Linked DNA regions of Homo sapiens: region 1 is linked to region 2. Evidence: chromatin loops called from intact Hi-C (ENCODE). Cell type or tissue: B cell. All regions are shown on one strand. Links, peaks and the distances in the headings refer to the core of each region. The heading gives the core; the rest is flanking DNA. Region 1 holds the start of MIR4451 (microRNA 4451). Region 2 overlaps ARHGAP24 (Rho GTPase activating protein 24).

Region 1 (16,173 bases), core at 3,347-11,346, 57 kb after region 2:
TTAAAGGACTTTATTTTATTTACTGAATGACTTAGTAAATTAACCACAGTAAATGTTTGTCAATTACAGCATATCCTGCCCTAAGCCTTGTCTGTTGATATTTAAACTACTATTTTTATGTTACAATTTGTTTGAAAAACTTGTCAAAATATAAAATTTATATAATGTCAAATAAGAAAATGTTAATAAAAATTTCATCCAGAAGTAGCTGTTTCACATATACAAAAAGGACAACAAAGGATAGCATTACTTGGAGTTTTTAAATTACAAAATGTGATAGCTTAAGATTTCAAGGAGGTAGCATTTATGCTAGTGCGTTGCTTGAATTCAACTTATATGGCACATGTACAATTCAAGATCTTAAGTAGAACCTGAAGATATAGAACTAAACAGGAGTTATACATACACACACAAATACACATGTGGATAAAATGAATATTAGATGCTATGTTCTAAAACTGAGATAAATCACAAAATGAATTACTTCACAAAGTCATTTCAGTAAGTAGAATAAATTCTTAATTGAAACAATTATTTTTACCACATTATGTAGAAACCATATAGATTAAATGTATGTAATAAAAGGTCTTTATTACAATGAGTATCTTCAAAGTATCTAGCAATTTTTTAAAAATTACTTCAAAGGTAGGGAAACAAAATGGGAAACGGGATCTATAGGCCAGAGAAAACTAGATATGATAAAAAGCAGGAAAAGGTACTTCCTGGAGGAGGAGAACAAAGGCAATTCCTCCAACACCTCACCTTGTAAGGCATGGGGGGAGAGGAATACTTCTAACATACAATTTCTTGGGTTTTGGTTGGAGAGCGCTATGCTTTATCAGTCTAAGCCCAGAAGGAGGGAAATGGCTGAGGACTATAATTTTCTGTGCCAAACCAAGTAGGTTGAAAATTGAGTAAAATACTACTTTAGCTAAATATTACTATTTTTTGAGCTGGGAAAAATGGACAATATAATACAGTGGACAGGAGCATGGGCTTTTGAGTTCAGCACACTTAGTTTTTAACACTGGCTTCATTATGTTAACAGTTCCCATTCACTCAACAATACACATTTTTAGCCGTTAACTATATGCCAGGCAAAATGCTTGGCATTGGTAGTAAATTAGGGAGCAAAACACATATTATTTTTCCCTTACAGTTTAACGAGGGAGATGGACTTTAATCAATTCATCTTACAAATAACATAACTACATACAATGGTAAATCAGTCCAGGAAAAATTCAAGAATCTATGCAAGTATATTTTAGATGTAGACAATCTTAAAAATGGTATAAAATTGCCAGGGAAAGAATGTTGTCCTAAGGTAGATGGGAGCATGCTGCCATTTATAGAAGGGTAGTTGCTGGATGATAGAAAGCCATAGAAAGCAAAAAAGTGTAAGAGCAGAAACAAAAAAACCAAACATCGCATGTTCTCACTCATAGCTGGGAATTGAACAGTGAGAACACTTGGACACAGGAAGGGGGACATCACCCACCGGGGCCTGTTGTGGGGTGGGGGGATGGGGGAGGGATAGCATTAGGAGATATACCTAATGTAAATGACAAGTTAATGGGTGCAGCACACCAACATGGCACATGTATACATATGTAACAAACCTGCACGTTGTGCACATGTACCCTAGAACTTAAAGTATAATAATAATAATAATAATAAAAGAAAGATGTCAGAATATTCTGGAGAATTCAGTGAAGAGGCATTTGAAAAATTTCAGACAAGAGATAATAGTTGCCTGAAATTAGAGAGTGGTAGTAGTAGAGATACATAGTAGAGATAATGATTTCTATATTTCTGGCTTTTGCAACTGCATAGAAGAGGGTGACAGTCACTGAGCTGGGGAATACATAATGAGAGCCAGATTTACTTGCATTTTAATTTGACTAAGTTGAGTTTAAGACATCTTTGAGATAAGTGGAAATGTCAAATAAGCTTTTGAATGTATCTGAAGCTCAGAGTGTCCTAGATTAGAAATATTACTCCGATATTCATTGGCTTACAGTTGGTTATTGAAATCATAGGCCTGGATGAGATAGCCTGGAGAAAGAGAGTACTAGAGTCAGAAGAGAAGAAATTATTGGATAAATCTTTTTAAAAACTCTAATATTTAAAGGTCAATTAGAGTCAGCAAAAGACATTCAGACAACAGAGAAATTAGGGAAAAACCTAGAGAAAACAAAGAAACAAAGGAAAGAAGGTGCTTCAAGGAAAGAGTGGTCAATAGTGATGAACACTTCTAGAAAGTCAAGTCACTGAAAAGTGAACATTATCAAACACGCAGCTTGTGAGTCATGTAAGTGGAATGCTGGGTGCATCAACCAGGCTGCAGTGGGTACAGTGAAGAAATAGATTCAGTATAGACAGTAGGCAAACAAAAAAATAGAATAGCGGGAAGTCAAAGTACTTTTTTTAATGACACAGACTTTTAAGTATATCTCAGCACTGAATGAAATGATCCACTAAAGAGAGAAATTTAAAGATAGAGAAAGGATAGCTGGGCGTGGTGGCTCATGCCTGTAATCCCAGCATTTTGGGAAGCCGAGGCAGGTGGATCACCTAAGGTCAGGAGTTCGAGACTAGCCTGGCCAACATGGTGAAACCCCATCTCTACTGAAAATACAAAAATTGGCCGGGTGTGCTGGCAGATGCCTGTAATCCCAGCTACTCAGGAGGCTGAGGCAGTGGAATTCTTGAACCCGGAAGGCAGAGGTTGCAGCGAGCCAAGATCATGCCATTACAATCCCACCTGGGTGACAAGAGCAAAACTCCATCTCAAAAAACAAACAAAAAAAAAAAAGAAAAGGAAAAGAAAGAAAAGGAAAGAAAGAGAAGAGAGAAGAGATAATCAAGAGAAGGCTTATCACAACTATGTCTAAGTCTACCTTGTTTTCACAGCTATAAAATGGGGAAAAGAATATCTACCTCATAAGATTATACTACCAATTAAATAATATGGTGCGGGTAGAATGCTTAGTAAAATTTCTGGCACACAGAATGTGTTTAATAAATTGGTGCTTAAGATGAATCTAGCAGCTAACATACATATTAGTCTTATACATATTAGATGCTCAACAAGTATTCGTTAAATCTTGAGTGAACATGATTCTGGCACATAATTTTTGATTATTGGGAATATAAAAGATTCTGATGCATCTTACTGTATACTGGGTTATAGCTACACCTTGGATATTCACTGATTATAATGATGATATATGATGTTTGCTCTCTGATGATGTTGATGTTTTGGGTATTTGTTTTCACAGGGTACTATTTTTCTGCCTGGAAATAAAGTTTCTGAGCATCCCTGCAATGAAGAGAACCCAGGGAAGTTCCTTTTTGAAGTAGTTCCAGGTAAGATATTTTCCTAGTCTGATTAAATTATTGTCATCCTGTGTTGGTAAAGGTGAAGATGGGTCAGACAGGTTTCATTCTTTTTTGAATCATGACTGAGAACCTTAATTTGAGGCTTGGTTAGTGTTGACGCAGATAATGACTGCAGGTTTATATACTAGTACAAATGAATGCACTCACACACACATACTCTGACCACATAACTACTGGATTTTCATTTGTCCATGAGACTCCATAGTTGACCACAAGTCATGATACAGTATTTGTTCAGGACTATTGGAGATGAATTTGATTTTACAGCGCTCTTGTGATGTGAAATTTGACAAGGGGTTATAGGTTGAATGCTTTGCCCAGTGGAATCACTGACATATTTCCTCACAAAATTGTATCTTCAAGGAGGTTTTGCAAAAAACAAAAAAAAAAACAAAAAACAAACAAACAAAAAAAAACAACTCTTACTACTTAATACTTGTAATACTGACCAAGTATTACAGTTCTGTACCTCAGCTTTGCTCCCAACCAACCACTTCCACATGTTTTGCTGGTAGAGCTGAGGACAGCTCTGCCAAGACATCAAATCCCTCAGTTAAACTTTTGAAACATCCTTTCGTTTTTCCTAGTCATCTGTATTCATTCCTCTTAGTGAACCTGATCTCCACTAAAGTCTTTGACTAACCCAGCAACAATTCCTCCAAGGCCATGTTGTCTACCTCTTTGATCAATTCTTCAACTTTTCCTTATCCCTCAATGTAAGAAAAAGGGAGGTAGGAATCTGGCTCCGGTTGACCGTTTGTGTAATATTGATATTGATTTGATCACAGTCTAGGGTGGATGTGAATTTATTTGGGTAAGTAATGTGGAGTTCTTATCAATAATGCAGTCAATAAAATGTATTTTTCCTATATTTATATTAAATGCTGGGAATCTAAAATGGAAAAGCATATTTTCCCCTCGATGAAAACAGCTGTGGCACTAAGTTCATCTGGCTCATGATGGAATCCATGACTAAATGTGAATTAATGCAGCTGAAGTGCAGAAAGGTTAGTCAGATGCAATGTGTTATTTGTTTCCCTCCAGGGAGAACATATTTTAAGAAACCTGAATCTTATTTGCCTTATTAAAATCCTTTTATTCTTACTTCTTAGTGGAATACCCTGTATAGAACCAGATTCCAGATGTTACAAAGTCTTTGAAGTATCAGTAGAGGAAATGTCTTTTCCGATTTATTCTCAGACAATAGCGCATGTTGGCTTTTAAATCAGCGTGGTATTGAACTGATGGTTGACTCTTTATCTCCAATAATGCTAGAGGTCTACTTTTCCATTCAGTCTGCTAGCTGCAAGGAGGTTTCATCTTTTGGTGAAGAAGTTCTCAAGTAATATAGACGGATATTTTCAATACTGTTTTAGAGAGAGCCATGTCTTCAAGACCAGGAAGTAACAGATAAAACCTCTTCTCCAACATTGCTATTCTAAATCATCTGTTTCACATGCAGTGCGTATGACATAATGGCTTTTGATGAACAAAGCCTAAGAAGTTTAAGACTGTGTAATATGGAATATGAAGGTTGTCCTTTCAAACAAATTTATAGGAAATTCAAGCTTGCTTCTGTAATTATGGACTTAAATATAGTATGTGAGTAGATCATTTGAAAAGATGCTTCCTGAATTATTAATACAGTATGTAATAGCTGCTAAATTAGGTTTTATAATTCTAAATCATCTTACGGAGTGTGAAGAGAAGTGTTCCAAATGTATCTTTGAAGACAGAGCTGGAAAGACAAAGCACTACATTGAGAATCCAGTGTCTGTGTCATTCATCCTGGTCACTGGGGCTTTACTGGTGTGCCCTTGACATCAGGATGGCATTTCTAGGCAAATGCTTTTGTACTTCTGTGATAATGTGGGATCTGTATCAGGTTATTTTCATCAATATTTGCATTATTGGGGTTATTTAGGGATAACATAACAATTACTTTATCTTTGCAAATGGGAATGACAAGATAATATTTTTCAATTTTTTCAATGGTGTAATTGTTTAACATGATAATTTGGGATGTTACAACAGAGTGTTTTTATTTGTCAGAATGCATAGGAGGCAGCAAGGATTGCAGAAATGTGGTTGGTAATGTGTATAGAACCCTCGGCAGGCCGTGGGCCTACCTGGCAGCAGATCCTCATAAAGCATATTTATTCTAGATTGGCTTTCTCTATAAAATTCTTTCAATTGCCACTTCTGAAAATCTATCATAAAGATGATGCTTACAAACCCAACAAGTGTCTATCTTTACGGATAGCTAACTCAAGCCTAACTCTCCAGAGTTTATGAGTGAGTAGGAGAGGATTACATATTTTAATTTCATCTGCCCATAATGATTTCCAACAAAACTAACAAAAGCCTCTAGCAAGCTCTTTGCCATATATTTTAGCACTATATGCATACGTACACATTTGTGTGTGTGTTACGAATACAGTTTATCCATATGTGCACTGTATGTCCTTATAATTTTTCCATGTGTGTATATATATATATATATATATATATATATATATATATAGGAATTTTTATTTTGTTTTATTTTTGCTTTTGCTTTATGCTGAAATATCCCATGAAACCAAGGAAAATCATATTAAAAAAACAAGAATTTTCAATAAAATTGAGCGTCTCAGGTCTTTGTGTATTACTTATTTATATTTGTTTACAAATTATATTTGTATGCATATTTTAGGCTTTTGTAAAAACCTATCTGAAAATAAATCTACCATGTTTTAGGGTTGATTTCCTATAGATTCATTATCCTATGAAATGAATTATCTCTCTGAATAATGCCATGAGTTATAGATTTTTCGCTCCAAATTTTTCCTATTTCTCTACTTGTTATTCAAAGGGATATCAGCCAAATTGGCAAATTTGAAGTCTTCTCTTTCAGACATGCCAAATTTTAGACTGAAGTGAACTATTATGGCCAAAGTCCAAGCTTTTGGGAAATGTGGTTGAGAAAGAAAGATTGGCAAATCTTTAATGAACAGTTCTTGAAGAAAGAACATGCAGTTGGTTTCTGCTTCTCTAAATGTGTTCTAGTTGAATTTTCCTTGAAATGTTTTAAAAAAATAAAGAGTAGTTATTGGAATAATGATGCCTTAGCTTTCTTAGGAAAGAAGTTTCTCAGAGAAAAAAATAAAATGACAAAGAAACAGACAAGAAATAGGCAAAACAAGACAAAGGAGGACTATATGTATCTCCATATATTTAGAAACCACATCTTTCTTGCTTTTTACTGTATACCTAACACCTGGAAATAGCACAGTATAACATATGGTGCTAAACAAATATTTCTTGAAGTGCATATATTTACCAGGCTTATGGAAGAATCTCAGTCATATGAAACTGCCCCCACTCTGCTATGTTGAACTATTTCCTGTTGCATAGGACCTTTTCTCCCCTGTTCCCGCAAAGACCTCTTTGTCACTCTAGTGGCAAAAGTGAAGAGAAACTCCTTACATGTTTCCTTTCCTACTTTTCTGCCTTCCTTTCTGATGATGAGACCAAGAGACGGATGGAAGAAGGTAGAGATCTTCCTACACAGATGATACTGCTGGGGCATAGCCCCTTCACACTGACTGGTCGTTACAGACTTTCCTCTCTAAAGGCTGAATCTTTCACAGATGCATTTGTGGATTTTTCAGGGTCTCTGGAATTAGAAATCCACTTCACATGCTAGTATTCTCCCAGCATTGGGATAGTCCTGTTGGATGGGATACAGCGAAAGGCCTCAAAGGCCAGCTGCTTGCTTTGTGTTTATTCAGCAACTAGGAAACTCATGTACCCTGGCCTGCAACGTAAGGGAAATGCAGGCTGTTCCACTGTTGCTGCCTCCTTTGGCTTGTCACTTTCTCCAGGGGTTATCAGCTTCAGTGCCCAGCAAGGTCAGTGGCTTGCCAAGCTTCAGAGGCCATCATGAGTCCCTGACTTAGAGAAGGAGTGAGTCACTGTTCTAACACACATCAAAATTTACCAGCAATACTCTTGTTCTGATAGTTGGGAGAATTCCTAGTCCTCCCCCTCAAAAACCAGTGCTGATTTTGAAAACTGCTTCCTCCAAGTAGCACTTCCTCTTTTCTAGTTTCCCCCTCAAAACAGTCAGGGCCATTTGGGTTCTCAGAAGTGCAATGCTTTCTCTCAGTAAACCTGGCAGAGAAGTGGCTAGGTGCAATTTCCATCGGTCTTTTCAGCTTAGAATGTGGAGTTTTAGCCTCTTTTGGGGGGTGGGGGGTGGACCTTAGCTGCAGTTCCTGGATAATGGGGATAAAACGTTTTATTTACATCTATCTATAATCTTAGATTGGATTCCAGGAAACACGCTGATGGAGAATGACATTAGATTGTCATGGGAAAGGTTCTCCGAAGATATTTTTTCTGCAAGAAAGTGAGGAAAGCAGGATGCGACAGGAACACCTGCCCTGCAACGCTGTAGCAACTGAAGTCTTAGCTGATCCAGTGGGGTCCCCTGAGGCGGTGATCCCTCTCAAGTTTGCTTCAAACTGAGGGGCTGGGGCTTTGTTTCCTCTTGCTAACTAGTCATTGATTGGGAGCAGGAAGACAGATAAACTTGGGTGAAGCTGTTCCTGCTGCGTTGTAGAACAATTCCCATGAGAATCTCTTTGTGCCTTCAGCAACCAATATACCAGTCTTTGGGATCTAGAGAGAGTACTACAGTATCCGTTATAATGTCTGTAGCCTTATCAGTATCTAGACATCTGTATTCCAGGCAATGTTCCAGGCTGTTTGCACGTATCGCTTTATTTAATCCTTACTACAACTCTATGAGGCAAGCAATGTCATTATCTTTATTCTGCAAACGACAGATCTGAGGCACAGAGAAGTAATTTGATCCAGGTTAAAAAGCTAACACTGGGCCAGGCGCTGTGGCTCACGCCTGTAATCCCAAAATTTTGGGAGGCCGAGGTAGGGGTATCACCTGAGGTGATCCTGAGGTTGGGGCTTGGATCCAAGGTGGGGGGATCCTGAGGTTGGGACTTGGAGACCAGCCTGACCAACATGGAGAAACCCCGTTTCAATAGAATATTAAAACACAAAATTAGCTGGGCGTGTTGGTGGGCGCCTATAATCCCAGCTACTCAGGAGGCTGAGGCAGGAGAATCCCTTGAACCCAGGAGGCGGAGGTTGTGGTGAGCAGAGATCTCACCATTGCACTCCAGCCTGGGTGACAGAGTGAGACTCCATCTCAAAAAATAAAGTAAAAAAGGCCTGGAGCCTATTTTCTGAAATATGAGCATGTGAAGTTATTTTTTGAACTGGAATGGATACACTGGTATCTTTCCAGACTCATTCATTAAGAATGAGAATTTTGGCACTTGATAAGAGTAGGCATTTTTGTTTTTTAGCACCTATTTATAATACAATATATAATACAAATAGGCACTAGATAGAGATGCCCACTTACAGTTCTTTTGAAAGCATGTTCTAAGGCTACAACAATCCCATCATGAAAAAGTGGGGAGAAACAGACATTTTCCAGCAGTGATCTTCCTTATTATGAATAAAGGTAACAAAGGTGGATTCTACGGATGGAGTGCTTTCTTATAGACAACTGTCAACGCTCTGGGATCCAATTCTCTTTCATTACCGAGTATACATTGCTGAAATTGTTCTCAGCTTCTTCACAAACTCCCTTCACATACTGGCCAAGCTATCACTCACTGTCTAACCACCAACCAACACACCTGATATTAATCATATGCTGGGACTCAGTCCATCCACCAAGCAAAGATTCTTCATGGCTTTCAAGGGCAATTGTCAATATTCCAGACCCTAAAAGGCCCATCTGACCCAGTGCCTAAAATCAATATTAACTAAAAGTAGGAGGTGTTCTTTCCTCTTCCTTCCTCCAGGGAAAGAAAAGAAGAGGTGAACACAAAAGACAAGGGGATGAGGAATGAAAAGTAGCCATGGAAAAAAATAAGATAAATTTTGAAGGATAATCTAAAGTGATTTTTATCTGCCTGGAAACAAAATTAGGCCTTCAAAAAAAAAAAAGATGTTATTTATCCTACCTTTAGCCACAACTATACTAATTATTTCCAATACCCTCAGACAATTACATGTTACTTTTGTACATTTCAAATTTTAAAAAGTTTCCATTCTAATTATTTTTTCCAGAAGGATTTCTTAGGAGATAGGTGAAAAGTTAGAGGACATGGGTGCCTAAAGAATCTAATAAATGCATTGATCCTTTTGCCAAAAAAAAAAAAAAAAAAAAAGGCAAATACCTACCAAAATTGCACATACTTTTGAGGACTTCAGAGATTCCCTAAAATGCAATCATTGACTGTAGTTTAAGAATAATAGTTTATATTGGGAACCAAAGACTTTATTATCTCTCTCTCTCTCACCTCTCTCTCACTCTTTATCTCTATTTTAGCTAATCTGTCTATGTTCCTATGCATTTATCTATTTTATCTATGTACATGTGTGCATAAACTGTTATTTGTAATTATCTGTTATACCAATCAGTTTTAGACTTTTACCTCTCTGATTCAGTTGTTCTTTCTCCTGTTTCTATGATTGTGTAACTCCACAGACCTATTTTGCACATTTACAGAAGAACTTTTCCTGGATGGAACATTTCATGGGTCTGGAGGCTGTAAAATTTTTAATTTAGTAAAACTTCAACCTACTTAGATGGTTACTGCAGCTGTGTTACATAATAGGCCAGCTGAGAAATAAATAGTTATGAGATAGATTCATGGGTGTCTCTGGGAAAGAAAAAAGTTTGGCCAATTTTTGAGTTTTTGGGATAATAATGTAACAACAGCAATAAAAGTTTACCATACATGTCTGCATTTGTGACTCCTTCTGGGTTGAATAAATAACGTCATTGGCTACATTAACTTGCTGTCATTTGAAAATGTAAGCCAATATTTGACATATATTTTATATGAAAATGTAGGAATGTTTTAATTGTGTTTTAGCATCAAGTTTAGTCACTTTCTTGATCACCAGTTAAATATGCTGCTTAGGCATTTAATTTTACAACACTCCCTTATCTTAACTTTTTTTCTTTTTTGTGTTAATTCTGTAAGTTAAAATCCATGCAATTATATTTGTTACCCCAAAGCAGCTGTGACAATCTCTTTTTTTGTCTGCCTAAGTCTGTAGGCAGCCGTGAAGCTTGTATTTTTTTTTTGCTTAGATTTAATATGTGCAAATCATTTAGAGAATGTGAGTAGGAGTTGCTTACGGTATGAAAACATAATTCTATATACACAAGTAGCTCTACATGAACTAAATAAATGCATTGGTGAAAGCAGCATGTATTAACTACTATGTGTTCTTAAAGAAAGTGTTTGAGATTTTTGTTTCAAAATTCCCTTCCTACTTAAAATACATTAAAATATACACTTGAAAGAAGCTATTAACATGGTACAAAGAACGTTTTAAAAATGTTTTTAATCCTTTGGAATTCTGGCTAATGTCATTTCAACCAACATACATTTGGGGCATTTACGAACTGATGGACAGCATGATCATACGATCCTCCTGTGAAGTGTCCCTATGAGGAGTGAGTGTCCTCTCACAGTGTTGGTAGACATATTGATCCAGTCACCATCACTATTCGCTAGACCAGGGGCCAGCAAACCTTTTCTGGAAAGATCCAGGAGTAAATATTTTAGGATTTTGTGACCATAAGGTTTCCACTACAGTTGTTCAACTCTGCCATGGTAGCGAAAACAAATGGATGTGGCTGTATGTCAATAAAATTTACTTATGGTCACTGAAATGTGAATTTTATATACTTCTCAAATATCAGAAATATTATTCTTTATTTTTTTCCAACCACTTAAAAATGTAAAAAATAAACAGTGAACCAGATTTGGCCCGTGGGCATAGTTTGCTGACCCCTGGGCTAGATAAAAAAAGCAAACCTATGAAAAGGAAGATGAAATACTGATATAAATCACTAATCCCCACTGGTGCCACCAGAGCCAGAATTAGAACTCTGAGACAGCCTGTCTCCCCAGGCCATGGCATTATCCATTGCCTCAAAATCATGATTCAGGAACTATTTGCCAATATTTTTATTTAGAAGTTCCATCTCTGAATAATATCTATGCTTTAAATCACATTGAACTTTAAAAGTGTTAGTGACCAAACTGAAATCTCTTTTAAACACCATCTCAGTTCATTTGGAATTCTAGATTCTGACCAGAACTGAAATCTCTTATGTGACTTTATGAATACCATTAATAGGAGATGGGATGTGCCTAGCATGAAAAACATGTCCCATATTTTATTCAGTCCACACAAATTCAGGGAGTTATTTACAAATATTCTGAGATTGAAGCAACTCTGGCAAGATCAAATAAGCTTGAAGTGTCTTCTAAGCTTTCCTTTATATGATGTACATTAGCTGTTTTTTGTTTTGTTTTTTGAGACAGGGTCTCACTCTGTCACCCAGGCTGGAGCACAGTGGTGCAATCACGGCTCACTGCCGCCTCAACCTCTTGGGCTCAAGTGATCCTCCTGCCTCAGCCTCCCGAGTAGTAGCTGGAACCACAAGTTCACACCACCATGCTCAGCTAATTTTTTTGTTTTTGTAGAGATGAGGTCTCACTATGTTGCCCAGGCTGGTCTCAAATCCCTGAGTACAAGCAGTCCTCCTCCCTCAGCCTCCCAAAGTGCTGGGATTATAGGCGTGAGCCACCACACCCAGCTTGCATTAGTATCTTAAAGCTCTAAGTATCTCACAGAAAATAACAATACATTATTTGTAAGTAAAACAAACAAACAAGCTTATCTTCTTAGAGGGGTAGTTTGTTTCCCTTACCACCCATTTATTAACATCTCCCTGCCCCAAACCCACCAGTTTTCTTTTACCATCAGTATGAGAAATGTTCCCATAATATTAATATTTAATATTTACTGAAATATGTGTCAGGCCCTGTACTGATATATGTCAGGCATTATATACAATGACTCATTTAATATAACTGCACACACACACACACACACACACACACACACACACACACACAGAGAGAGAGACTGGGCATGTGTGTGTGTGTATATATACATATATGTATATGTGTATGTATGCAAAACGGTGGTACAAATTCACATTTTTAATAAGTGGTAAAGCCAGGATTCACACCCATCTGCGCCCACAAAACCACCTTCTTATACCAATAAGAATATGGATAGGTTTATTATCTACACTACACTGAGGCCAAATATCTGAGACTTAAGAGAAACAAGGATGACAAGAAGAAATGGGGTTATAGGTTTAAGAGTCAGTATACTCTGCATTTCATTCCTTTCTCCTCCATACTCACAGTCCTTGCATTGTCTGTGTTCTCTTCCTTCCCTATTAGATTGGAAGCTCTTGAGAAGAGACACCTTCTATCCCTACTGCCTAGCAGAGTGCTGTCATGTAGTGTATGCTTAATGCATGTTTGTTGAATTAATGAATAAACAAGACTGCAGTTTTATCATCTATGGATTGATCACATTGGATTAGTCAAAGTTAGAGTTGTCTAGGTCTGAGTTATTTAACTTGATTATTGACCTTTTTCCCAGTGCCTCCTGAGACTGGATCCTAGAGAAGTTCATTAACTTCTCAGACTCTACACGATTTTAAAAGTAGACAACATTATAGCTAGATAGGAGGAAAAAGTTCTAGTGTTCTATACTACTGTAGGGTGACTATAGTTTGCGTTAATATATTATCATGTCAAATAGCTAGATGGAGGATATTGAATGTTCCAAACACAAAGAAATGATAAATATTTGAGATGGTGGATATGCAAATTATCCTGATTACTCACTATACATTATATATATTTCACAACATCACTAAGTACCCCATAAATATGTACAATTATTATGTGTCAATGTTTTTTAATAAAAGAAAGTAGTACTCTCCTCATTCTTGAGTCCTTCATTAATACACCAATAGTGTCTTTTATTACTTTGAAAACAGAAGCTATTTACAAAGAAGTTATTTGCTGAAATAAATGTGATCTTTCCCATTGTTCTTTGTGATATGGTTTTAATTATGCATTCTCAGGCCATTTGTGTTCACCTGCTTCTTTTATCCAATAATTGAAAAGGGCTTTCAATCTAATCAAGCTATGAAAATAGCAAAGTACTAAACAAATGTCAGCTGCTGTTATTACAAATAGAGTTTGTCCAGGCAGGTCTTTGTCTATGGTAGGGCTTCTTTGAGCCACAGAAAGAGTGTGTTTGGGTGACTTGATGGCCAGTGGAGAGAAAAACCAATAGGTTAGAAACGATGTCAGAATGAGAAAGGGGAATCATACTTCAAAGGAAAAGAAACAGATGAGGAAAAGGAAAATGAGTGTGCAGCAGAACAGCTGCTGATAATTAAGAGTGAGAGATAAGCTTGTAGCCAGGAGAGCACTGGCATATCACTGAGACCTGTGCCAACTCTCAGGGAACCAAGGAAGGCTTTTTCTTTTCTTTTTTAATAGAAAACTGAGATGAAGTGGTCCTGAATGTTTCAAAAGATAAAACCCTAAGGACCATCTGCAGCCCAATAATGCATCCCTAGGACTGTCAGGCTTCCTGGCTTTAAAATGGACCTTATCTTTATTTGCCTATTCATTTGTGGGTTCATTTAGCCCATGCTAATCAAATATTTATATTTCAAACATAGGATTAATAAACAAAAATTCAAACTTCTTTTTTTTTTTTTTTTGAGACAGAGTTTCGCTCTTGTTGCCCAGGCTGGAGTGCAATGGTGTGATCTCAGCTCACTGCAACCTCCACCTCCCGGGTTCAAGCGATTCTCCTACCTCAGCCTCCTGAGTAGCTGGGATTACAGGCATGTGCCACCAAGCCTGGCTAATTTTGTATTTTTTTTTTTTTAGTATTTATTTTTCTCCATGTTGATCAGGTTGGTCTCGAACTCCCAACCTCAGATGATGCACCTGCCTCGGCCTCCCAAAGTGCTGGAATTACAGGCGTGAGCCACCGCGCCCGACCTCAAACTTCTATATTACATTCAAATTGCATCAACCAGCTATAGATCTTATAGGCCTCACCAACTTTTTTTTTTTTTTTTTTTTTGAGATGGAGTTTCGCTCTGTCACCCAGGCTGGAATGCAGTGGCACGATCTCAGCTCATTGCAAGCTCTGCCTCCCGGGTTCACACCTTTCTCCTGCCTCAGCTTCCCGAGTAGCTGGGACTACAGGCGCCCACCACCACACTTGGCTAATTTTTTGTATTTTTAGCAGAGACAGGGTTTCACTGTGTTAGTCAGGATGGTCTCGATCTCCTGACCTCATGATCCACCTGCCTCGGCCTCCCAAAGTGCTGGGATTACAGGCGTGAGCCACCACGCTGGGCCCAGGCCTCACCAACTTGGTAGGACAGTCCCTAAACTGTTATTATGAAGGGGCACTGGTTTAAGGACTCTCTGGTCCCATATAGAAAGTTTTTCTATGAACTTGTGCTTGATTAGCACTGTTTTTAAAATAACATTTTCTGTGCCTTTCACAAGAAAGGGGAGTGAGTAGAAAGAATCTTTAGTGTATTTTTTGGCTTTCTAGGGCTTCCATAACAAGTACTACAAACTGGGTGACATAAGCAACAGAAATGTATTTTCTCAGGATTCTGGAGGCTAGAAGTTCAAGATCAAGGTGTCAGCTGGGTTGGTTTCTTCTGAGGGCTCTCTCCTTGGTTCATCTCCTTCTCCCTGTGTCTTCACAGGGTCTTCCCTCAGTGCCCTTCTGTGTCCTAATTTCTTCTTCTTATAAGGACATCAGTTGCATAGGATTAGGGCCACCCTCATCACCTCATTTTAAATTAATTACCTCTTTAAAGACCCTGTCTCCAAATGGGGTCACATTCTGAGGTATTGGGGGTTTGAAGTTCCTTGTATGTATTTTGGGGAAACACAAGTAAGCCCATATCAGAATTAAAAAGGAAATGAGACTTAACTGTTCTTCTAAAGGCTTCTCTATTTTAGGGGACAAACTTTCCCTCATGTTTCTGACTGACTGTTTGAGCTCCACCCTACTCCTCAAAGAAAGAAGCAGAAATCCAGACCTTGCTATATGTTCACCACACTATAATCCAGAACTCTACTTATTCCTGCCACAAATATTAAAAAAGCTGAGAGATTTAGCAACCAAAGCATTAACTAAAAACACAGGAAATAAAAATGAGGGCTGCCCAGGGGAAGAACAAATATTGTATATCTAGCTATTTTTCCTGAAAATTGACCTTGGATTTAAAACTCTCTTCAATTTTACTCTTAGTGTTTTGTTTTGTTTTGTTTTTATCACTTTGCCCAAAGGAAATACATTGGACATCTAGCCTTAGTGCTGTTGTTATTGTCTTTATTTGTGTATTTTTTTCTTTTTAAGTGAAGGTTAATTTTATTTGAGGACAAACTTCTCTCTAAAAGTGGTACACCAATGCTTTAAATACAACTGTTATGCATCTAGACAGAGGCAGAAAGCCAAAGGGAGCACTTGATACATCTTATCCAGTTGCCCAAGCTTTCTGTAGTGAATTACCAACTTGTCATTTAGGATATACAGGAGCAAGGGGTGTCAAGGCAGGCAATTAAGGCTTCTGGAAAACAATTAGTGCAGGGGCATGACATAATTCAGGGAATTTTTTTTTTTTTTTTTTTTTTTAGCAGCAATCACATTGTCCTTCTCATGACTCATTATTTCTGATGTGTCACTTGCTTATCGGAATCACAGTGGAGATAATGACAAAACTGTGCTTGGAGGCTATTTGGCTCTGATCTC
Region 2 (16,173 bases), core at 4,374-12,373:
CATTTGACCAGTAACATTGCAAAGATGATTCATATGTGTTACAAACTTAGAAAAGTCATTAGGAACATACTCAGATTTTGCTGTAAACATGTTTTGTTATAAAAGTGATGTGGGTGATTTTGCTTCTGCAGTTGAATGCAGTGAGTGGTTACTGTCAGAAACACAAAATACAGATTGTGACTGGTTAACAATCAGCCGATAAAAAAAGTAGCTTAGTTAACTGAAATTACATTAATTGGAGAATGAATCTAAGAAACCATAGAAGGAGCAGGACAACCCAATTTCCAGCATTATTCTGGTTTATCTTTTTCTCTGAGTGGTGAAAACAAAATACGTCGTAGGCTCAAATCTATTACAGTTTGTTTATTGTCAAGTCTTCATATGGTCCTCCATTATTTTGTTATTCTAGGCTTGCAAATTTTCAAAAACAATAAGGTATGTGAAAGTTTTATTTAAGTTAACAAATGTATAGCTTCTGCCTAACTTTTTTTTTTAATTATACTTTAAGTTTTAGGGTACATGTGCACATTGTGCAGGTTAGTTACATATGTATACATGTGCCATGCTGGTGTGCTGCACCCATTAACTGGTCATTTAGCATTAGGTATATCTCCTAATGCTATCCCTCCCCCCTTCCCCCACCCCACAACAGTCCCCAGAGTGTGATGTTCCCCTTCCTGTGTCCATGTGTTCTCATTGTTGAATTCCCACCTATGAGTGAGAGCATGCGGTGTTTGGTTTTTTGTCCTTGTGATAGTTTACTGAGAATGATGATTTCCAATTTCATCCATGTCCCTACAAAGGACATGAACTCATCATTTTTTATGGCTGCATAGAATTCCATGGTGTATATGTGCCACATTTTCTTAATCCAGTCTATCCTTATTGGACATTTGGGTTGGTTCCAAGTCTTTGCTATTGTGAATAGTGCAGCAGTAAACATACGTGTGCATGTGTCTTTATAGCAGCATGATTTGTAGTCCTTTGGGTATATACCCAGTAATGGGTTGGTTGGTCAAGTGGTATTTCTACTTCTAGATCCCTGAGGAATCGCCACACTGACTTCCACAAGGGTTGAACTAGTTTACAGTCCCACCAACAGTGTAAAAGTGTTCCTATTTCTCCACATCCTCTCCAGCACCTGTTGTTTCCTGACTTTCTAATGATTGCCATTCTAACTGGTGTGAGATGGTATTTCATTGTGGTTTTGATTTGCATTTCTCTGATGGCCAGTGATGGTGAGCATTTTTTCATGTGTTTTTTGGCTGCATAAATGTCTTCTTTTGAGAAGTGTCTGTTGATATCCTTCACCCACTTTTTGATGGGGTTGTTTGTTTTTTTATTGTAAATTTGTTTGAGTTCATTGTAGATTTTGGATATTATCCCTTTGTCAGATGAGTTCGTTGCGAAAATTTTCTCCCATTTTGTAGGTTGCCTTTTCACTCTGATGGTAGTTTCTTTTGCTGTGCAGAAGCTCTTTAGTTTAATTAGATCCCATTTGTCAATTTTGTCTTTTTTTGCCATTGCTTTTGGTGTTTTAGACATGAAGTCCTTGCCCATGCCTATGTCCTGAATGGTATTGCCTAGGTTTTCTTCTAGGGTTTTTATGGTTTTAGGTCTAACGTTTAAGTCTTTAATCCATCTTGAATTAATTTTTGTATAAGGTGTAAGGAAGGGATCCAGTTTCAGCTTTCTACATATGGCCAGCCAGTTTTCCCAGCACCATTTATTAAACAGGGAATCCTCTCCCCATTGCTTGTTTTTCTCAGGTTTGTCAAAGATCAGATAGTTGTAGATATGCGGCGTTATTTCTGAGGGCTCTGTTCTCTTCCATTGACCTATACCTCTGTTTAGGTACCAGTACCATGCTGTTTTGGTTACTGTAGCTTTGTAGTATAGTTTGAAGTCAGGTAGCGTGATGCCTCCAGCTTTGTTCTTTTGGCTTAGGATTGACTTGGTGATGCGGGCTCTTTTTTGGTTCCATATGAACTTTAAAGTAGTTTTTTCCAATTCTCTAAAGAAAGTCATTGGTAGCTTGATGGGGATGGCATTGAATCTATAAATTACCTCGGGCAGTGTGGCCATTTTCACGATATTGATTCTTCCTACCCATGAGCATGGAATGTTCTTCCATTTGTTTGTATCCTCTTTTATTTCATTGAGCAGTGGTTTGTAGTTCTCCTTGAAGAGGTCCTTCACGTCCCTTGTAAGTTGGACTCCTAGGTATTTTATTCTCTTTGAAGCAATTGTGAATGGGAGTTCACTCATGATTTGGCTCTCTGTTTGTTTGTTATTGGTGTATAAGAATGCTTGTGATTTTTGTACATTGATTTTGTATCCTGAGACTTTGCTGAAGTTGCTTATCAGCTTAAGGAGATTGTGGGCTGAGACAATGGGGTTTCCTAGATATACAATCATGTCATCTGCAAACAGGGACAATTTGACTTCCTCATTTCCTAATTGAATACCCTTGATTTCCTTCTCCTGCCTAATTGCCCTGGCCAGAACTTCCAACACTATGTTGAATAGGAGTGGTGAGAGAGGGCATCCCTGTCTTGTGCCAGTTTTCAAAGGGAATGCTTCCAGTTTTTGCCCATTCAGTATGATATTGGCTGTGGGTTTGTCATAGATAGCTCTTATTATTTTGAGATATGTCCCATCAATATCTAATTTATTGAGAGTTTTTAGCATGAAGGGTTGTTGAATTTTGTCAAAGGCTTTTTCTGCATCTATTGAGATACTCATGTGGTTTTTGTCTTTGGTTCTGTTTATATGCTGGATTACATTTATTGATTTGTGTATATTGAACCAGCCTTGCATCCCAGGGATGAAGCCCACTTGATCATGGTGGATAAGCTTTTTGATGTGCTGCTGGATTCAGTTTGCCAGTATTTTATTGAGGATTTTTGTATCAATGTTCATCAAGGATATTGGTCTAAAATTCTCTTTTTTGATTTTGTCTCTGCCCAGGTTTGGTATCAGGATGATGCTGGCCTCATAAAATGAGTTAGGGAGGATTCCCTATTGATTGGAATAGTTTCAGAAGGAATGGTACCAGTTCCTCCTTGTACCTCTGGTAGAATTCGGCTGTGAATCCATCTGGTCCTGGACTCTTTTTTGTTGGTAAGCTATTGATTATTGCCACAATTTCAGAGCCTGTTATTGGTCTATTCAGAGATTCAACTTCTTCCTGGTTTAGTCTTGGGAGAGTGTATGTGTCGAGGAATTTATCCATTTCTTCTGGATTTTCTAGTTTATTTGCGTAGAGGTGTTTGTAGTATTCTCTGATGATAGTTTGTATTTCTTTGGGATTGGTGGTGATATCCCCTTTATCATTTTTCATTGTGTCTATTTGATTCTTCTCTCTTTTCTTCTGTATTAGTCTTGCTAGCAGTCTATCAATTTTGTTGATCCTTTCAAAAAACCAGCCCCTGGATTCATTAATTTTTTGAAGGGTTTTTTTGTGTCTCTATTTCCTTCAGTTCTGCTCTGATTTTAGTTATTTCTTGCCTTCTGCTAGCTTTTGAATGTGTTTGCTCTTGCTTTTCTAGTTCTTTTAATTGTGATGTTAGGGTGTCAATTTTGGATCTTTCCTGCTTTCTCTTGTGGGCATTTAGTGCTATAAATTTCCCTCTACACACTGCTTTGAATGCGTCCCAGAGATTCTGGTATGTTGTGTCTTTGTTCTCGTTGGTTTCAAAGAACATCTTTATTTCTGCCTTCATTTCGTTATGTACCCAGTAGTCATTCAGGAGCAGGTTGTTCAGTTTCCACGTAGCTGAGCAGTTTTGAGTGAGTTTCTTAATCCTGAGTTCTAGTTTGATTGCACTGTGGTCTGAGAGACAGTTTGTTATAATTTCTGATCTTTTACATTTGCTGAGGAGAGCTTTGCTTCCAACTATGTGGTCAATTTTGGAATAGGTGTGGTATGGTGCTGAAAAAAAACATATATTCTATTGATTTGGGTTGGAGAGTTCTGTCGATGTCTATTAGGTCCCCTTGGTGCAGAGCTGAGTTCAATTCCTGGATATCCTTGTTAACTTTCTGTCTCGTTTTTCTGTCTAATGTTGACAGTGGGGTGTTAAAGTCTCCCATTATTATTGTGTGGGAGTCTAAGTTTCTTTGTAGGTCACTAAGGACTTGCTTTATGAATCTGAGTGCTCCTGTATTGGGTGCATATATATTTAGGATAGTTAGCTCTTCTTGTTGAATTGATCCCTTTACCATTATGTAATGGCCTTCTTTGTCTCTTTTGATCTTTGTTGGTTTAAAGTCTGTTTTATCAGAGACTAGGATTGCAACCCCTGCCTTTTTTTGTTTTCCATCTGCTTGGTAGATCTTCCTCCATCCTTTTATTTTCAGCCTATGTGTGTCTCTGCACGTGAGATGGGTATCCTGAATACAGCACACTGATGGGTCTTGACTCCTTATCCAATTTGCCAGTCTGTGTCTTTTAATTGGAGCATTTAGTCCATTTACATTTAAAGTTAATATTGTGATGTGTGAATTTGATCCTGTCATTATGATGTTAGCTGGTTATTTTGCTCGTTAGTTGATGCAGTTTCTTCCTAGCCTCGATGGTCTTTACAATTTGGCTTGATTTTGCAGCGGCTGGTACCGGTTTTTCCTTTCCATGTTTAGTGCTTCCTTCAGGAGCTCTTTTAGGGCAGGCCTGGTGGTGACAAAAATCTCTCAGCATTTGCTTGTCTGTAAAGGATTTTATTTCTCCTTCACTTATGAAGCTTAGTTTGGCTGGATATGAAATTCTGGGTTGAAAATTCTTTTCTTTAAGAATGTTGAATATTGGCCCCCACTCTCTTCTGGCTTGTAGGGTTTCTGCCAAGAGATCTGCTGTTAGTCTGATGGGCTTCCCTTTGTGGGTAACCTGACCTTTCTCTCTGGCTGCCCTTAACATTTTTTCCTTCATTTCAACTTTGGTGAATCTGACAATTATGTGTCTTGAAGTTTCACTTCTTGAGGAGTATCTTTGTGGCCTTCTCTGTATTTCCTGAATCTGAATTTTGGCCTGCCTTGCTAGATTGGGGAAGTTCTCCTGGATAATATCCTGCAGAGTGTTTTCCAACTTGGTTCCATTCTGCCCATCACTTTCAAGTACACCAATCAGATGTAGATTTGGTCTTTTCACATAGTCCTGTATTTCTTGGAGGCTTTGTTCGTTTGTTTTTATTCTTTTTTCTCTAAACTTCCCTTCTCGCTTCATTTCATTCATTTCATCTTCCATCACTGATACCCTTTCTTCCAGTTGATCGCATCGGCTCCTGAGGCTTCTGCATTCTTCACGTAGTTCTCAAGCTCCTGTAAGCACTTCTCTGTATTGGTTATTCTAGTTATACATTTGTCTAAATTTTTTTCAAAATTTTTAACTTCTTTGCCTTTGGTTTGAATTTCCTCCTGTAGCTCAGAGTAATTTTGATCGTCTGAAGCCTTCTTCTCTCAACTCGTCAAAGTCATTCTCCGTCCAGCTTTATTCCATTGCTGGTGAGGAACTGCATTCCTTTGGAGGAGGAGAGGCACTCTGCTTGTTAGAGTTTCCAGTTTTTCTGCTCAGTTTTTTCCCCATCTTTGTGGGTTTATCTACTTTTGGTCTTTGATGATGGTGATGTACAGATGGGTTTTTGGTGTGGATGTCCTTTCTGTTTGTTAGTTTTCCTTTTAACAGACAGGACCCTCAGCTGCAGGTCTGTTGGAGTTTGCTAGAGGTCCACTCCAGACCCTGTTTGCCTGGGTATCAGTAGCGGTGGCTGCAGCACAGCAGATTTTCGTGAACCGCGAATGCTGCTGTCTGATCGTTCCTCTGGAAGTTTTGTCTCAGAGGAGTACCCAGCCGTGTGAGATGTCAGTCTGCCCATACTGGGGGGTACCTCCCAGTTAGGCTCCTCAGGGGTCATGGGTCAGGGACCCACTTGAGGAGGCAGTCTGCCCGTTCTCAGATCTCCAGCTGCGTGCTGGGAGAACCACTGCTCTCTTCAAAGCTGTCAGACAGGGACATTTAAGTCTGCAGAGGTTACTGCTGTCTTTTTGTTTGTCTGTGCCCTGCCCCCAGAGGTGGAGCCTACAGAGGCAGGCAGGCCTCCTTGAGCTGTGGTGGGCTCCACCCAGTTGGAGCTTCCCAGCTGTTTTGTTTACCTAAGGAAGCCTGGGCAATGGCGGGCTCCCCTCCCCCAGCATTGCTGCCGCCTTGCAGTTTGATCTCAAACTGCTGTGCTAGCAATCGGTGAGACTCCATGGGCATAGGACCCTCTGAGCCAGGTGCTGGATATAATCTCCTGGTGCGCCATTTTTTAAGCCCGTCGGAAAAGCGCAGTATTAGGATGGGAGTGACCCGATTTTCCAGGTGCCATCTGTCACCCCTGTCTTTGACTAGGAAAGGGAACTCCCTGACCCCTTGTGCTTCCTGAGGGAGGCAATGCCTTGGCCTGCTTTGGCTCACACACAATGCACTGCACCCACTGTCCTGCACCCACTTTCTGGCACTCCTTAGTGAGATGAACCCCGTACCTCAGATGGAAATGCAGAAATCACCCATCTTCTGCGTCGCTCACGCTGGGAGCTGTAGACCGGAGCTGTTCCTATTCGGCCATCTTGGCTGCCACGCACTTTTTTGTTTATCCTCTGTTCTTCCCTAATGTTCATAAGTTATTTTACTGATCAGTAAGCTAAATGAATATTTGTGTTTTTCTGTATCCAGTATCATAAAGAATTAAAGGTTTCCATGAAAGCCAAATAAAAATCTATTGGATACAAGAATTTCTTAAATTACCCACCGACTTGTCTGATTCTCTTGAGGTTTACAATTATTTAATTGCTATTTTTTTCTCATTGATGTCAAGAAACAAGGAAAAGGAAATACACTTAAATTGAGCGTAGGGTCTGGTGACACCTAAAAATTATTTATGGAAAGGGTAAATAAACAAATACGATGTTTTGCTTAAGTGGTTGAGTAATATAAATATTAAAAGTCTTGTAAATGTAGAAAAGTTAGACATTTCAAGGCTTATTTAAATGCTGTTTGAGATTATCTCTTGTGATCCCCTTCAGTTTAGTGGCACTTTTTGATAGGCTGAAAAACAAGAAACAGAAGAAGTCAGAGTATAATGAGTTCCTTATTAAACTACACTTGCCCTAACTTCCATTCAGTGTTTTAGTTGGTTTACTCTAATACTATGTTCATACACTTTCAGCAGACTTATAATTTGTAATTTTCTCTGTTGTCAGGTTAAAGACCATTAAAGCAAAACAGAAAATGCTAAACAGCTTTATTTCATTCCTTCATCTATCTATTCAACAACTAGAAATTGAGAATTTACTGGGTGCAGGCACTTAGCTAGCCACAGGGGCTACTAGGAGAATAAAATTATATCCACAAGGATCTGGTGGTAAAAATGAAAGAGAGCAAAGGGTGCTGATACAAAATTAGAGTGCATTTTTAAAGTGTTATATAAACACTGACAAGTACAGGTTACTATAGTAGCACAGAGAAGAGGCTAGTGGCATCTTAGTAGAAGAAGAAACCTTTACTCTGGAATCAAAAGATGAGATGGAGTTAGGCAAAGAGGGAGAGAAGATGTGACTGTCCTTGCAAAGAGCCTGGCTTTTTTAACATCTTACTCTGTCTGAGTTTGAGAGGGGAAGTTTAGGAGATAAAGGGGTATGCAGGCGGTTCTTCATGATAGGCCTCATGATCCAATCCACGTTAAAGAGTTGGAACTTGACCCAGAGAACAATGAGGGATCATGGAGGAGTTTAAGCTGTAAATTAAAATGTTGGATATGTACTTTAGAGGGATTTCTCTGGCTCTAGCTTTGGAGAAAAGAAAGGAGATGGAAAGATAAAAGTAAAGAAGGTCAGTTACAAACCTGGTGAAGTAACTAAGACAGGAGAGTCTGAACTAAGATGAACATTGAAAGTGGGTAGATTTAGGTCCTAGGTTCAGTGGTTGAATTTCTAATATTCTCATTATGTGCCTTTGTGTGTGTGTGTGATTCTCTGAGTTGTTATCGCATTACTGAGTGACAGAAATTGCTCTAGTATCTTTGGGGTCTCAGCTTTTAGCACAGTGACCACACTATTCATTGTTGGGTAGACAAAACTCAGGGGTGCTGAGCTCTCAAAATTCACCTTTTATACTGGTGTCCATGCAGAAATTGCCTCAAAATTCAATCTTCACTCCTGAGGCAAGTTATCTAGAGAAACAACATGATGTTATGTAATTGAGGAATTTTGATACTTATTTGACTTTTCTCTACCCTATAAGCCTGATTTAGGTTTCAGGGTCATACTTTCAACACACTGTGGCAGTGTGTTGTAGCAGCAGCTCAATAGGCCCATTCTAATATTTCTGGTGCAGTCACAATTTACAGTAGTCTAGACATCACATAAGGAAGAGGAAGTCTGGAAGAAAAGTACAGAAATAGTGTTTGATGGGAGGAAGCGCTGTTAAAAAGAAGAAATGACCCATAAAAAGGTACGTATGTTTGTATGTAGGTATGTAGGTACGCACACATGTAGACACACAAATATGCTTACATATATATTAAAAATCTGAATTAAAAAGTTACAGGGTAGACTGCATTGACCCTGTACTTTCAAATATATATATATATATATATATATATATATATATATATATATATATATGTGATATATATAGCTATATTACAAACTTCTATGTGAAGCATCAGAAGTTTCAATCTAATCATATATTTAGTGGAATGAACTCTTCCATAGATGATAATAATAGGAAAATAATTTAGTGAATAATTTAGTGAATCTACTATAAAGTACAATAAAAGATATAGGTATTTGCAGCAATTCAGAAAAAATAAACCCAGCATATTGGTGACTAAATTATCCACTTGGGTAGGAACATGTGTCAACACCTCTTCTGGGGCTTTAGTGCAGGTCCCCAGAGCACTGATCCTCAGAAGGAGACTAGAAAAGTGGGAGGAGGAGAGAGGGGTGTGAGCTGTGGAAAGGAATTTTTATTCAGTTGGAATGGGGTGGCTGCAAACTTTATTTTACCCCAGGAATATTTTTTCCTACTTCAATAATATTTAACTCAGCCATTTTCCTCTCCAATAAACTGCCAAGCTTGTTTGGCTGCATAAATAAGCTGAACATGAACCACGGTGCCTGATGGTGCCAGCAAAGACAGAAAAGGAGATTAGGATGTGAGAAAAATTCTCTTAGGTTGCCTACTTCATATCCTGTCAACCTTCAGGTTAGGATAGAGTGATTCTGTTTGCCATTTATTTGACTTAAGTTAGAATTACATCTTGCCCATAGTGTTTGGAACTGTGAAATCTTAATAAGTGCTACGTTAGCCAATTCAAATAAAGCCACTCTTGAATCACCAATACTGCAAACAGAGCAGAAAGCTCTAGGGCATATTAAATTAATACGTTCTCAATCTCCTACATAATTTATATTCTGAATCCAATCAACTGAACAGTTGAGAACTTGAGCTCACTTTTTTCTGTCCTCTGTCTTCTCTTTGTGTCTCTTTTCTTGGAGAATGGTGTCACCACACCAGAAAGGAGGGAGGGGGTATAGTTTTAGTTCATTTATTCTTTGTGACTGAATTACTATTATTTATTTCAAACTCTCTTGCCTTGCCTCTTGCCATCCTTTAACTTAGGACTACATTTGTTCTTGTTGGAAAGTTTGCATTGCCTTTAAGCCACTCCCTGTACTTTAGATCATTTGCAAAATTTTCTTCACATTGTCCACAAAAGGACCAACTAATAGTCAAGCTGATCATGGGTTTCCCATGTTTAGAATACTTCAGTGGCCCCTATGAGCCTCAGGCAGTTCTCAAACAGGGACATGGGCCATGAATGTTTAAGAAAATGTACATAAAAGTCTTTACCCAAGACCTACAAAATTGGAAATCTCTGGGATTGGGGCCCAAGTGTGTGTTTGAAAAAAGGATTCGCAGATCATTCTAATGGTCACACTCAATTGAGCACAACTGACCTACGAGATAAATCTAAATTACTTTGTATGACATATAGAACCCTACGTTATTGGGCCCCTTTCTTGAATATTCTTAGATGACACCTTGTATTTTTTGCTTCATCGATACTGAACTCTGTTTAGTTTGCAAAACACAATTTTTTTAATGCCTCGGTGCCTTTACACTAAATGCTACCTCTAAATAGCCTTTCCTTCCCTTGATTCATCCACCTGCAAAAAGCCTGACTATCTTTCTAGCTTTGCTTTCTCTAAGCCTTTCTGCACTTCTCAGCAAGTATTACATGGTATTTTTTCCCTGTGTTTCCTCTATATTTTAACCACAGGTCCATTATAATAATTATCATATATTTGTTGGCATCTTTCCTCCTAAGAAATCAAATGAATATTTAGATTTTTATATTCCAGTGGCTTGGCTCAAAGTAGGTAATGAAATAAATATTTGTCAAATGAAAATGCAAGTAAAGTAAAAGATGTGTGGATGAATAGAAGTGATTCAACAAAGTTTGTGGTTGAAGAAGACAGGAGGTATATATAAAGAGAGGTTTTAGCTGTAGACTTTTGTTTTGGAGCTATGAGCACAGGCCTTCCATTTCTGTTAAGAATATGCTTCTTTTTCTTCTGGAATCTCCAAAAATACTTTTTATGTATCCAGTATATTTATGTGATTCAGAGCAGAGCTTTCTGTAGAACTTTTCTTACACTGACTTCTGAAGCTAGGAAATTATAGTTGAAGGGTAGGATTGCCTATAAAAATGGATACCTCTTAATAATGCCTCTACTAAAAAGAAGAATGTGCTACAAATGTACTATTGGACACATGCAGAACTATTCCTAAAAATGGACACTGAGAAACCTCAAAGACCCAGGGTCTGAAGTAAGTAGGTGCTTTTTTTTCCATTTGAGGAGCTGAGTTCACCAACCTTCAATACATTCCATCGTTTTGGGCCCCAAGCTTTTGAGTGAAATGTTAACCCATGAAAAAATGAATGAGTTTAATGTGAACACAACACAGTTTTCTGTTCCTAAGGAGGAAACAGGCTCAGAGAACTTTTTGCACACCAGGAGTCATTCTGTTGAGTTTTATGTGTGTAAATGAATCAGAAACCATATGGATTAAATTTCTCTTAAAAATACTTAGCCCTGTACATAAAGAAAAAAGAACATTGAGAGAAAATCTGAGTGGAGTTGGAATGAACTAGGGAGAGGCAATGTTTAATTAAGCCATGTTGTGGCCAGATGAGGCCCTTTCAATTTCCGGCTATAAACCTCTCTTGTTTTTGAAATACTTTTAACTTCTGTTTCCTTTTAGTCTAGCTTTCCTTTGGGAGTGAGCAAGTGGTTTCTCAACTCTCGGACTTCCTAACTTTGTTTCAGTTAAAGCATAGAATACACACAGATGTCACAATGAAGACACTGATAAGAATGATTATATTTCAGTATCCTCCTCCTACCTATCCGTCCCATCCTACCTTTGGTTGGAGTTGCACAGGCTGATCTTGGCAGTTGAGTTAAGGCAGAATCTTCCCATTACCAGCGTGATTATTACTCTTCATCAGCAGGCAAAGCTTGGCTACTCATCTGTTTTAGCACAAACCAAAAAGAGAGGTATTCCTGGTTCCAGCTGGGCTCTGGTGGTACAGGAAGAAGCTGGTTGTGTGGATTTCTCCATGGTGGGGAAACATTTGATGCTAAGTGTCAATCAGGATGAGGACTGGGGAAAAAACTTTATTTGAAAACACTTGGAAAGGAGAAATGGGAAATGCTGAATTCTTGCATTCTCAAAGGCTGGCTGCCTTTCTTTTTGTAATTAATTATCTCCCCTGCTGAGTGCTTATTTTCTTCATGTCTGTTGATTTGATGTTCTGCAACCATAGTGGTGTAATAGCACCCTATCTTTAACAATACATTGAATATATGCAACTCTTTCTCTGAGGGTGCTGGATTTCTTGTAGGTATTCAACTTAGTTCTCTTTTCTGAACTTGGGAGAGTGTGAGTTTGACGTTTACAAGGCTAGTCAGTGGATGTGGCATGGCTTTGATAGATCGAGCTGGAGAGAAGGCTTTCCCTTAACAAGGTAAGCATGAGCTTGCACAAAGAAAATGTTCAGTCTATAGCAGCTGTGCTACCCTGTTGCCCTTCCTTTTGTTCAAGTGCACTTCCCTTTAGTGGCCTGGATTCAGAGATTCTCTATCGCAGCTCTGCACTTGGGCAGTCCTTATTTGGGACAGCTCTTTATCTTCCTTTATAATTGTGCAGAAAGCTCTCAAGGTGTCCCCACTCACCTACATGCAGTTTCCTTTTAAAAGATGCAAACAGTTTATTGTATAATACTTAAATTTTGATACTCTTCCATACTCACTTGACAGCTGAATTTTATGATATCTTTCAACCACTCCATGGTTTGGAAAATATGAAATCTCTGTGAACTCTCTTTTCTTTCTCTGCTTCTCAGTCAGTGTTTCTCTCTGTCCTTTCCTTTATGCCTTCTGTTCTATTCTGTGCATGCAGTTTTCAAGATGTGAGTGAAAGAGAAAGAGAGAAGAAAGAAGTCTCAAATTTAGACCTGGAGAGCTAGAAAAGAGCTTGGAGATCATTCTAATACAGAATAACTCAAGGGAAAGTCATCCTCTCAATGCTTAGATCTCCCCACTGGTAAAGTGAAACACCAGTGGGGGGATCTAAGCATTGAGAGGATGACTTTCCCTTGAGTTATTCTGAAAGTTGATGGCTAAATTCTGGTTAGTTTACTTAGTCACTTAGAGTCTTTTTTCTTATAACTGCCAGGGCGTATTTTCAGAACCCCAAAATCTGGTTCCTTAGTCTGGCAAAGCACTTTTTCTGAAACCTGTGAATTTCCCTACAGAGGTTTATAAAATCTCATTTTGTTGCGTAGCTTGTATTTAATGGAAATAATAACATTACAAGAAATCTGCACTGGTAGAAAATCTGGACTAATGTGTTGTTAATAATGCACAGACTCTCATGATGTCTTACACTAGCCTGGGCTCTCGACTTACCCAACAAGTTAGTGGCATCTGGGACTAAACCCCAGTGTACTGGTCCACGCAGTGGTTCTCAATCTTTAGCATTCATCAGAACCATCTGGAGGGCTGATTCAGTAGATCTGCGGTGGGGCCCAATAATTTTCGTTTCCAACAGTTTTCCTGGATGCTGTTGATGCTGCAGGACCAGTGATCACACTTTAAGAACCACTGCCATAGCAGAAATAATGGTGTTTCTTTCTCTTCTGCCAGCCTAGTTAAAAGGGAAAAAAGTAGGCAAATTCAAGCAGTCTTGCTGAACAGTTCTCTAACTCTCAAATTCAGACTGTTTATCTTCCCTGTCAAAGATGCACTCATCTTTTAGGGAGATTATATGAATTGTTTTATTATTTACCCCAGAATAATACAAAATCTTTTTGATATATGGTGGCAACATCAATCTTTAAATCAATAAATCACCCTTTATATTTTATACTTTCATAAATGCATGTATAACTTATCTAAGTCAATTTGCATTTGCAGTTGCCACAGTGTGCTTAACATCACACAGTTAGTAAGCAGAGATATGGCAAGGATTAGAACTCAGTCATTTTAACTCCAAGTCCTATGTCCTTTTGATATAAGACTAATTGTGAAAATCAATGAGTTAATGGCACCTTTCATTGTCATGTAAGGATGTGCCAATCTGTGTAATGTTGCTATGCAGGATATACCAGGATTAACCTTGTAAACCTTGAACTAATTATTCACATTCCATGACTCCTATAACCATCTTGAATTGACCTGATGGATCTGCCTGAGGTAAACTTTTTGTTACTATTTGTCTGAGAGTTCCTTATGGATTATGGGGACAAAAACAAAGCCAAAAATAGCCACAAACAAATGTACGTCTAGCCAATTAGAGTTGCACAGATCTCGTCACAAGCATGGGGCAGCTGTAACAATTTGTAATCAGAGGGTTCTGCTGAAAACTTGTCATGGAGCTTATTCTTGAGCAGTATTTTGAAGAAAGATAACTGATCTGGTTTACAATATAGGAGAGGACACCTCTGGTGAGGAAAAAACAAGCAAGTAAAGACTGGTAAGCATTGTCCTTTGGCAGGAGTGAAAACCTAAAGGCTGCATGTAGCAGAAAGAGGAGGCCAATTATGTAAGTGAGAAGCCAGTTGAAAAAAACCATGACGCATGTGTCCCTGAGATACTTAGCTAAGACAATACTGTACATAATCAGGGTTTCCTTCATGGAAGTCAGGCAAGAGTCCAAATGAGAAATGCACGTTGTATCATCTACCCTTTCTAGTCCTCTATGAATGTTTTCTATAGGAAAGTATGCTTCCAGGGAGATTCAGCATGTATTCTGCAGCTGTGGGAAGTGGCATTAGCAGGCCAGAATGAAAATAAATCTAACAGAAGGGCAGAATGGTTAATGTGCCTGAAACCCTGGATACTGCAGTGGCCAAAAGAACCTGGAAGGGTCTGTGAGACACTGGATTGCGGGGTAACAATTTATGGATAACCTTCTAACAAAAGATTTCCCGTAACATTTAAAGTTGGTGAGATCCGCCTTCCCAAGATGGTGGGCATTGCCAGTAGAAAGTCCCAGCTCCTGGAAAAGTGATTACATTGAGCCTATGGAGTCATTCCAACCATGTAAGGGCTTGGCGGTGACTGAAGTGTGCGCTTTGCTTTGCTTGACATTATGTTGAGCTTCAGTTGGCTTGTAGCTCATCTCATTTGACAAAGCAAAGCTGCCTTATTGTTTGAACATTCCTCTGATGTTTATGTGCTCCTATCCACTCAAAGTCATCAGGCAGGATGGTTAGAGCCAATGCTGTTCATATGTAATTATGTTTGCTTTGAAATGCATATCTGACTCCTGCCCTGGACCTCAGCAACTGAAGTGACATCCTGTATACAGTCCCTATTTTATGACACTGTCTCCCACTGTGAGGTAAAAGTTTCCTGGAAGATAACAAAATCAAAATGGAGAAGAAATGAAAACAGTTTCCTAAGTTATAAATAATTGATAATGATGATAAAATTGATGGTAAGTTTTCATTGCATAATTTGATTGATATGGCAGTTATCATAGCAGCCTTGAACAGAATGCTCTTGTGAACAAGATAATTCATCTCACTGAGTCTGTTTCGGCACAAATATTTTAAAATGAAAGGCATAATAAATCTGTACATAGAATACACACACTGGGCTGCCAAACCTGCCACCTGTTTAAGCTTTTAATGAGCAGTCCTGCTTGCAACAAAAAGCCATATCAAATTAATGCTGACATTTTTCTTTGCTGCTGCTGTGCATATTCCAGGGACTCAGAGAGATCATTTTGCAAAATCCTCTAAATGGGGCAAACTCTGATTTTTTTCATTATAATTTAACAACTGTTAAGCAAGCTCCCCCGGAAACTGTATTTACATCTGCAGCTCAGTTGGGGCTTGGGGTCTGGGTTTAGGGGTGGAGTTGGTAGTGTTGGGTAAGTGGAGGGTCTGAACTCTAACCAAGTGGGAAAAGAACACTGAACAAGGAGTTAGGAAACTTAAATGTTTGTCTTGTTTCTCCTATTGTTACCAATGGTCCTTTTGGCTCCCAAGGACCTATTGTAGGTATTCACAGTGCACATTTTAGGTCTGGAGTTGGGAAGAGCAAGGAAAAGGGTTATGAAAAGATCAGTATAGTGTCTGAGGGGGCCAAGCAGTACCCATTCATCTTTTCAAAGACTTGCAGAGACACGGAGAGCAATGTTAGCTCATTCCCTAAATATACTGCACTTTAATTCTGTCAAAAGAAGTAGTTGTTTTGAAGTACAATAGCATGGTAAGGAAAGGATTCCCATATTTCCTATTCCAGTGTCATTAAAAGAAACAGGTGAGAGCAGGACTTGAGAAGTGGCAGCACATGAAACAAGCAAGCAGAGCCACTGCCTTCCTGAGGCTACCAGAAGGGAGGCTCCAGCCACACAGGGTGGAAGAACCCAACGGGGGCAGAGCAGAGCACTCACACTGGGGGAAAACGATTTCGTACAGGCTTTTATACAACAAGAAGCATTCCTCTTGAGCAACGTGGATATCCTCTGAATCAAGTAGCTTTGATTAAATAAAGGTCATTAGCAACAGACACACATGCAAGCCATTGCTTTTCCTTTTGCTTTGCTCTTCTCTCTTT

Evidence for each region. Peaks named below come from ENCODE experiments on the same cell type or tissue, not always from the same donor. Only the 100,000 strongest peaks of a DNase experiment are listed, where the experiment ranks them.
Region 1: a loop joins it to region 2, with 2.7 times the contacts of the local background. A loop is called at or near these places in 2 of 110 quality-filtered maps.

The regions. Positions count from the first base shown.
Region 1 is chr4:85,718,604-85,734,776 of GRCh38, forward strand. ARHGAP24 (Rho GTPase activating protein 24) reads left to right here. Exons shown (of 10, transcript NM_001025616.3): 3 at 3,282-3,369. MIR4451 (microRNA 4451) reads left to right here and starts at 3,865; the gene lies at 3,865-3,930. LOC124900728 (a long non-coding RNA gene) reads left to right here and starts at 3,387. Exons shown (of 2, transcript XR_007058169.1): 1 at 3,387-4,409; 2 at 4,515-6,041. In B cell, for the core only: no CTCF peak of the experiment used is centred there; a DNase peak (open chromatin) is centred at 7,388; H3K4me3 peaks cover 969 bases; H3K27ac peaks cover 6,464 bases.
Region 2 is chr4:85,661,035-85,677,207 of GRCh38, forward strand. The region is part of intron 2 of ARHGAP24 (Rho GTPase activating protein 24); the gene reads left to right. Among named protein-coding and RNA genes, the nearest start is that of MIR4451, 53 kb to the right of the region's middle. RefSeq lists an enhancer at 5,591-6,790. In B cell, for the core only: no CTCF peak of the experiment used is centred there; DNase peaks (open chromatin) are centred at 8,407 and 12,156; H3K4me3 peaks cover 1,596 bases; H3K27ac peaks cover 5,584 bases.